Linked DNA regions of Homo sapiens: region 1 is linked to region 2. Evidence: chromatin contacts called from ENCODE Hi-C or POLR2A ChIA-PET data. All regions are on one chromosome and are shown on one strand. The core of a region is the stretch at or near the end of the contact, and the rest is flanking DNA. Distances in the headings are between cores, read along the strand shown. Region 1 overlaps INPP5D (inositol polyphosphate-5-phosphatase D). Region 2 overlaps INPP5D (inositol polyphosphate-5-phosphatase D).

The links. A loop is a pair of places that touch in the nucleus more often than their neighbours do. ChIA-PET counts read pairs that join two places held with the same protein, here RNA polymerase II (POLR2A). Pooled maps may share reads with other maps.
Region 1: a map of GM12878 shows a loop between it and region 2 (2.7-fold over the local background). The contact joins two enhancer-like sites. A Hi-C loop is called at or near these places in 1 of 168 maps with a recorded cell type or tissue (GM12878) and 2 of 50 pooled maps. POLR2A ChIA-PET finds 5 or more read pairs at or near these places in 3 of 52 experiments (GM12878, activated T-cell and activated naive CD8-positive, alpha-beta T cell).

What each region holds. Positions count from the first base shown.
Region 1 is chr2:233,200,486-233,204,622 of GRCh38, forward strand. It overlaps INPP5D (inositol polyphosphate-5-phosphatase D), which reads left to right. Exons shown (of 27, transcript NM_001017915.3): 26 at 3,641-4,137. Among named protein-coding and RNA genes, the nearest start is that of ATG16L1, 49 kb to the right of the region's middle. Within about 2 kb of position 2,291, at least 3 of the 41 ENCODE cell types and tissues checked have a DNase peak (open chromatin) inside an H3K27ac peak, as active enhancers do; they include GM12878, where a contact is called at or near this core.
Region 2 is chr2:233,079,978-233,084,105 of GRCh38, forward strand. The region is part of intron 2 of INPP5D (inositol polyphosphate-5-phosphatase D); the gene reads left to right. Among named protein-coding and RNA genes, the nearest start is that of INPP5D, 22 kb to the left of the region's middle. RefSeq lists enhancers at 1,727-1,816, 2,327-2,476. Within about 2 kb of position 1,399, at least 12 of the 41 ENCODE cell types and tissues checked have a DNase peak (open chromatin) inside an H3K27ac peak, as active enhancers do; they include GM12878, where a contact is called at or near this core.

The sequences.
Region 1 (4,137 bases), core at 1,041-3,540, 120 kb after region 2:
CCATGAGGACTTGCGTGCTGTCCGCCACATGGGGCAGAGCCAGCAGCGGTGTGTTCTCCATCACACTGTCCTCCAGCTCCCTCCAGTTCCACCCTTCCCAGGCCTGACCTGGCAGGGTCTTCCTCTGGATGGAGAAGCTGTTGACAGTCTCATTTCTCAAAATATGCGAGATATGCTCTAAGAAACGGATAGGCCAGGCGCGGTGGCTCACGCCTGTAATCCCAGCACTTTGGGAAGCCAAGGTGGGCAGATCACTTGAGGTCAGGAGTTTGAGACCAGCCTGACCAACACGGTGAAACCCCATCTCTACTAAAAATACAAAAATCAGCCAGGCGTAGTGGCCCACACCTGTAATCCCAGCTACTCAGGAGTCTCTGAGACACGAGAATCGCTTGAACCCGGGAGGCGGAGGTTGCAGTGAGCTGAGGTCATGCCACTGCACTTTAGCCTGGGTGACAGAGCAAGACTCCATCTCAAAATAAATAAATAAATAAATAAATAAATAAATAAATAAATAAATAAATAGATGAGAGGAAGTCAGGAAGAGAGAGAGAAAAGGACAGGACAGGATAGCCCTGAAGCTCAGCTCAGCTGTCTCTCTCTCTGCCTCTGTACAGAGTTTGTTGATAGGGTGTCAGACCCTGGTCATTCCCTAAGAAACTTGGAGGGAGGAGAAACAGCCTCAGTTTCCTGCCCTGGAAATATGAGGACAAAAGGCACTATTCAGTGGGTATCAAGGTGCCTGTGTGGCCACCTCTTTGGAGACCCCAGGAAATGGAGCTCTAAGCAACCAGAAAGAAAAAGGAGCATGATTATTTGTGTAAGTGAATGCTTTTCAGCTCCCAAAGCGAATGGATCTTGGTGCATAACAACGAGCACACAGCTTGGTGGGAGCATGCTCCCCACAGCCCCATGGTGACAGCTGCAGACAGGCTGCCATCCACGGGCAAGGGGCCCCCAGGGTACGCTTCTAACTCACTGCTCACCAAGGAGGCGCTTGGAGCCTGGAGCCCTGCAGCTCGCACACCTGCCTCATCCCTTTCCGCTGCTCCAGGTCCCAGGCTCAGCCAGAGCAAAGGCTGTGGAAGGGGGTGTTCCAAGCACCATCAGTGTTTCCCCACCATCACCCAGACCCAAGTGCAGGGACTGACCTTCCCGGTTTGCCAAGTACTGTCCCAGTTTTAGCACTGAAAGTCCCACATCTCAGGAAACCCTTCAGTCCTGCGTAAGCAAGGACAACTGGTGACCCCAGATCGAAGCTGTGCAATTAGGAAGGGGACTCTTCTCAGCCCCTGGCCAGTGCTTAGCTGCTTTGGAGATGAGACTCGTCTCCTGAATCTGAGAAGTACAGTCATTTGCTGCAGGAATCAACTCGTCCCCTAGATATCGGTTCCCTTATTCAACAACTGTGGCCTGCTATAGGAGTCAATTTCTTGTTACCTTTGGTCAGGGGAATAAGACTTACTTTTGAGTTTTTCATGGTTTTCCCCAGTCTTCCCCGCCCGCCCCACCAAGCTTCCCCTCTCTAAGTGCAACAGAAGCCTCCTCTTAGAGGGAAGGCTTCCCTGGTCTCTATCTCACTGCTCTTTTCCCAGAGGAGTGAGCTTTAGAATCACAAAAGGGCTTGCACCCAGGGCTCTTCCTGGTCCTGCCCCCAGTTCTCTGAAGTCAGCCCCCTCCTCCCATCTCAGCCCCTGAGAGAGGGTGGTCAGAGGTCAGGACTTCTTGCTCCTTCATCTGAAAACTTGTGACCATGCCAGTTGCACCCTCCTGTGCCCTCTTCCCTTGGCTAACTCACAGCAACGGCCTTTGAGGGTCCACACGGGGGTCAGAAGAGGGCTGAACATGGAGGGGGCCCTTTCCAAAGTCCTTGTTTGAGGCCCCAGCATTTCTATGTATGCACCTGCTCTAAGGTGTTTCCAAAAATTAATGGGCAACACCCCCAGGTGCACAGTCAGGCTCCCTTTGGTGTGTCCCGGAGGCCAGCCTCCCTGGAGCTCCATGGCTTCTCACCGGCACCTGTGTGAGGACGACATCCCGCCTTTGTCCCCTGAGCCCACACCTGCTCCCCAGAGTCACTGTTGAGTGCCTGTGAGCAGCTTCTCAGTGCACATCCCATCAGTAACAGGCGCAACAGCCTCAACAGCTCAGTGGGTTCCCAGCGATCCACAATTTCTTCACGATAGCTTCCTTTTCTGTAGAAAGCAGAACCCAGAACACTCCCCTGGGAGATTCTGCTGCTAGTCAGGAAGTAAAATGTGTTCCCATTTCTCGTTCTCATAGTTTGCTCAGCAGGAAATCACCTCCAGTCAGAGCAGTGATAAATCAGAACACAAACAAGCAAAGGCAGCACTTGCCTACTTTGGGTCACAACACAGGAGCTTCCCCTGCCCATGAGTTGAGTGGGCCTTTCTTCTAGCTACTGGCCTTGGCTTCCCCAGTACTCGCAAGTGTCCAAGTTCCCTCTGACTTGCACCACAGCCACCACGTGTTCCTTCCACTGTGAGTTAGGAGAGGCTTCCAGGGAGAGGACTTCATGTGGCTGGGAAGGACACTGTGTTAACCGGGATGTCGGGCCCCCTGAGCTCAGATTCTGTCCTTGTTTGTGGCTGTGTTGCTGTGCCTGGGAAAGTGTCTCACACATGAGTTTGGTAGATGGAGCCTCTTGAGCTTTCACCCTCAAGTAGCACAAGTGGTTCCTGAGGAGGAGGTGTGATCGCCTTCCTGAGCGGTCATGCAAATGCTGGGTCGGAGCAGAATTGCTGGAGTCAGAGGAGAGGCTGCGGGGTGGGGATGGGAGGAACCGGGAAAGGAGGCCTGTTGACTGGGGAGGTGGGAAGGGGCTGTGGAGAGCAGGCTCATCTGATGAGGATGAGGGGTTGATACTGAGGTGCCATGTAAGTTCTCACTTCATTTCTCCCACAAATCCTCCAGTGCCATGCCCCTTGCTCACAGATGCTCTGATGTGAACAGGTTTTATAGTGGAAAAGGTCCCAGGCCAGAACTGAGGCTGTCTTTGAGGACAACGTATGATGAACACAGTACTGTTTCCTCTTCCTTTTTTTCACTTGAGGTGAAATTCACTTAACATAAAATTAACCATTTCAAAATGAACAGTTTGCTAGGCTGGGCACAGTGGCTTATGCCCATAATCCCAGCACTTTGGGAGGCCAAAGTGAGAGGACTGCTTGAAGCGAAGAGTTCAAGACCAGCCTGGGCAATATAGTGAGACTCCCCATCTCTACAGAATAAAACAAAACTAAAAAATTAGCCAGGCCTGGAGGCATTGCTACTCCCAGCAATGTCCAGCTACTCCTAGCTACTCCCAGCTACTCCCAAGTAGTCTCAGCTACTTGGGAGGCTGAGGGGAAGGACTGCTTGAGCCCAAGAGGTTGAGGCAGCAGTGAGCCATGACCGCACCACTGCACTCCAGCCTGGGTGACAGAGCGAGACTCTGTCTCTAAAACAAAACAAGACAAAACAATTTGGTGCCATTCAGTAAATTTGCAATGTTACATGTCTCTATCTAGTTCAGAAACATTTGTATCACCCCAAAGAAAGACCCAGAGCCATTAAGCAGCCATGCTCCCATGTCTTCTCCCCTGGACATGTGTCTTCCCTGCTCTGTCCCTGGCTCTAGGCCCAGTGACCTGGGGAAGAACGCAGGGGACACGCTGCCTCAGGAGGACCTGCCGCTGACGAAGCCCGAGATGTTTGAGAACCCCCTGTATGGGTCCCTGAGTTCCTTCCCTAAGCCTGCTCCCAGGAAGGACCAGGAATCCCCCAAAATGCCGCGGAAGGAACCCCCGCCCTGCCCGGAACCCGGCATCTTGTCGCCCAGCATCGTGCTCACCAAAGCCCAGGAGGCTGATCGCGGCGAGGGGCCCGGCAAGCAGGTGCCCGCGCCCCGGCTGCGCTCCTTCACGTGCTCATCCTCTGCCGAGGGCAGGGCGGCCGGCGGGGACAAGAGCCAAGGGAAGCCCAAGACCCCGGTCAGCTCCCAGGCCCCGGTGCCGGCCAAGAGGCCCATCAAGCCTTCCAGATCGGAAATCAACCAGCAGACCCCGCCCACCCCGACGCCGCGGCCGCCGCTGCCAGTCAAGAGCCCGGCGGTGCTGCACCTCCAGCACTCCAAGG
Region 2 (4,128 bases), core at 149-2,648:
GGAGTGCAGTGGCGCCATGTCGGCTCCCTGCAACCTCCACCTCCCAGGTTCAAGTGATTCCCCTGCCTCAGTCTCCCTAGTAGCTGGGATTATAGGTGCCCGCCACCATGCCCGGCTGATTTTTGTATTTTTGGTACAGATGGGGTTTCTCCATGTTGGCCAGGCTGGTCTTAAACTCCTGACAGCGAATGATCTGCCCACCTCGGCCTCCCAAAGTTCTGGGATTATAGGCATGAGCCACCCCGCCAGGCTGCAGTTAAATTTAAAAACAAAAATCAGCTGCACCCGTCCAAGCCCGGGAAGGCCACCCTAAGCACGGTTTACTAAAGCCTTTGTTTCGCCACAAAATGTGACAACTGAGTGTGTGGAAGCCAGGAAAGCTATTGTTATCTGGCTACATGAAGAGCACATGGAGGTGGCAAGAAGGAAGGAGACAAAGTTTCCACATCCCGGGTGTGTGTGTGTGTGTGTGTGTGTGCACGTGACAGAGAGAGAGAGAGAGAGATGCTCAGTTCTCAGGGACTAGAGTAAGAGGCACAGCAGTGCATCCACGTCCCAAGCAGAGTAGCCGGGGTCGACAAAGGTTTGGATATCATGTCATGGAAGAGCAATGACGGCGTTGGAGGAGTTTGTTTGAAAAGAAAGTGGAAGTGGGAGGGGAGAGGCAGGGTACACTCTTCAGTTTCAAAGCTTGAAGGGAATGATTCATTTTGTGCTAACTAGGATGCAGTAGTAGACAGGGAGCTGGACTCAAGGTGTGGGGAGACCACAGGCAAGTCCCTGGAGGCAAAAATCCTCCAGAAGTTGTCAAGAGGGAGAGCGTGGTGAGCAGAACGCCCCTCAGGAAGACAGCTTATGAGGATGGAAGGAATTGCTTCGAGGAGCGATGTGATTGAGAGAGGCCCAAGGGGCATGTGTGATGCAGCCCGGTCCAGGGGCATTTGCTGCGAGGCCTCCTTAGGAGATGCGAGTTTAGGCTCAAGCAGAACCACTCCCTGCGTAGTTAGGCTGGCATTGCTGCCGGCTGCCTCATCCTCCTGCCCCTGAGTCCACTGCAGCCTCTAAGGCACATCTGCTGAAGGCTTTCCACTGGCCTAGGGCGCCCGCAGGTTTGGCCTGGTTCTTAGCAGTCACCAGGAGCAGATGTTGGCACACCTAGTACGAGAAGGTCCTTTCCAGCGCTTGGCAGCTATTTGCCATGGGAATGTCTGTCTCTGACAGGGGCTCTTCACCATGTGTGGGATGTGAGCAGCGGAGGGGAGCCCTGTCTGGGGCAGGCAGTTGGCCTCAATGACCTCTACCATTTTTTTCAAGTCTAGGAGGGCATGAGCTTTTCTGGCAGAGTTGGCATCTGTGATAGGTGGTTTGCTGAGAGGAGTCGGCAAACTCTCTTAAGTTAAAAGTTGGTCGATGCTTTTGATCTTTTTTCCCTTTGTGGTTTCTTCTCTTCCTTCAAAGTGAAGAAAACTTTAAGTATGACTGGAAAAGACATGACTCTGTGGCTTCTAGTAGAGTCGGCACCCGCCGCCTGTAAATGTGTAGACTGCGTCTCCGGTTTGCCCCTCTCTGTCACCATCATACTCTTGCTACTGTGACATCTTGTGACCCTGGGAACTGCTGATGAAATCCGGGGCCTCATCAGGCTACTGGGCAGGGGGTGGTGGTGGTGCAGGGAACAGAAACTCGCCTTGGCTGACTCTGTAAGGGGTAAGGGGTGGGCAGCCTTTGTGGAGATGTGCAGAGCCAGGAAGGAGAAGGCCGCCCTAGGGCCTTGGAACCAGAAGAGCATGGGGTCTGCACGCAGCTTCTCCCATGGATCAGCTCTTCTCTGTGGGGCCGCTCTTCCCAGCCAGCAGCCTCCCTTCTCAGTCCCCAGTCCTAAGAAGGAGTCTGATGGCTCAGCCTCCACGGCTTTCTCCGCATGAGCCACTCAGGGGCTGCCAGTCTGTGTATGAATCGGCTGTCTTGGAGCAGGTACCCCCCTCTGCCTCTCAGAGATGGGGACAGAGTCGTGGGGGCAGCGTGCCTCCTTAAGGTCTCCGCTTAGCCAGGACAGTGGGCGGGCAGCTTTCAGAGAAGATGGGCGGCTCTGCTGGACTTCTCTGCTCCTGACCCCGGCACTAGATCTGTGACCTCCGCAGTAGCTGACATGGTACAGGGAGCTGTGGACCTAGGTGGTCTGAAGAGGTTTTCCTTCAAGGTGAATTAAAGGGGAATTCTCATAGGATTCTCCCAGGTGGACTCACCTTCGAAAATCTACCTCCAAGAGTAAATGACAGCAGACGTCCACTGAGGACCAAGTGCACACTCATGCCCAATTAAGCAGACTCAGAGCCCTTCGGGGAAGCTTTAGCAGTTATTGATCTCTGCCTATTTTAACTCAAGTTCCTCTTTTCATGTTGAGGCAAAACCTCACAGTCTTTTCTGAGCTTAGCCACAGTTTCTAAATAACTCATTCCTGACACCTGAGCCTGTTCAGTGCCACCAGAATACGAGGCTCCCCAAAATAAGAATCTGGCCTGAAATTTTGCCAAGTGAAGCACCGAAAGGCTTTCATTGTTTCTTAGTTTAGTAACTTTAGCTCTTTTCCTGGGGACTTCTGTTCTCTTGTCAACACCAAAGATCTCATCTTTGTTCTTTGCAGACCAACTTCATGGAGTTGGCCCACGTGTCATAGCCCATGACAGCCCTGTATCAATCAGGGAGAGGAGCTGCCTCACCTGGGGGACTCTTTTCTCTCACTCCATCTTTCACAGACTTAAAAAAAATCCGAGATGGGAGGGCAGGATGCAAACTGTAACTTCATCCAACCCCCTCGTTCTAAATATGAGTGTTGCTGAGAACTGCGGAAGTTGGAACTCACAGCCAGGCCTCCCGGCCTCCCCGGCTAAGCTTTCTTCCTTCCAATCCAGAAGGTGTTTCCAAGCCTGTCTGGAGTCCCCTGGGGAAGGATGAGCCCAGGACTCTGCCCAGAGGGACAGGGAGACAGGGCAATGTGGCCTCTCAGAGAGCTTGGCCTCTTGCCCTTCACATGGTTATAGATAATATTTGATCCCAGGTGGCATCTGTCCCTTGTGGTAAATCAGTGAGGTGCCCCTAGAATGAAAGCAGACTCCATTCCCGGCTGGGATCTGGGTTCAAGTCCAATTTGGTCAGCGATGTGGCCTTGGGCAAGGACTGCCAAGAAACTGCTGGAAAGTAGAGATCACACACATACCTCCCAGCACAAGGAAGCTGCTGGGGAGGAGGGTGGAGACAGCAGGGAGCTGGAGGTGCTTTAGAGCATTCTAGGCAGTGCTGGGAGTGGTGGGGAAGGAGGGGTAAATTTTGGAACTCCATCTCCCTCAGCTCTGCTCTTTGGGCTATGGGCTTCATGTCTTCAGGGACCTGAGTACGCTCTGGAACTGTTAAGCAGTTGTTCAACAGCTGCTGTGCCACTCAAACCCTGAGAACCTTCTGGACTCAGCTTGCACTGCTTTTCCTGGTTGGGGGAGGGTTGGGGCAGTGCTCTGAGCCCTGTGTGAGGCCAGACGAAGGCAGAACGGCTCAGCCCCGCAGGCCTGACTGTCCCACACCAAGAGAGTGGGTTTCTTGTAAAGCCAAAACTCCTTTCTTGACTTGGAAAGGGAAGTGACTCTCCCCTAAGAGAAGCGGTGCCTATCTTGAGCTGCTCGCTGCAGACTGAGCTGGGAGGCTGCTGCTGCCTTTGAAATGGCCCCTCTTTGGGAAAGTAAGGAAGAGTCTGAGGTCCTGCAAGCCGCCCTCATGGGCCAGCTCCAGGGTGGCCAGGGAGGCCTGGAGTGGCCTCAGACGTGTCGCATAAATGGCTGTCTCAAACCTAGGGCCACAGTTGAAGCAAAAGAGGCCCTTCGGCTCCACCCTACAACCTTTTGGCCCTTGCGTCCTTTCTAACATCCTTCCCACCGAGAGGAATAAAGCAGAAAATTAGAACTACCCATAATCCCCTATCACATCAATGTTCTCTGTGAACTTCCTGTCTTTTCTTGAGGTTGAGATTGTATCTAGGATATTGATTGTTTCAGTCAAGATGGGAGCACCCCCAGGTGTTTTTCTGTTTTGTTTTGTTTTGTTTTTGAGACAGGGTCTTGTTCTGTAGACCAGGCTGGA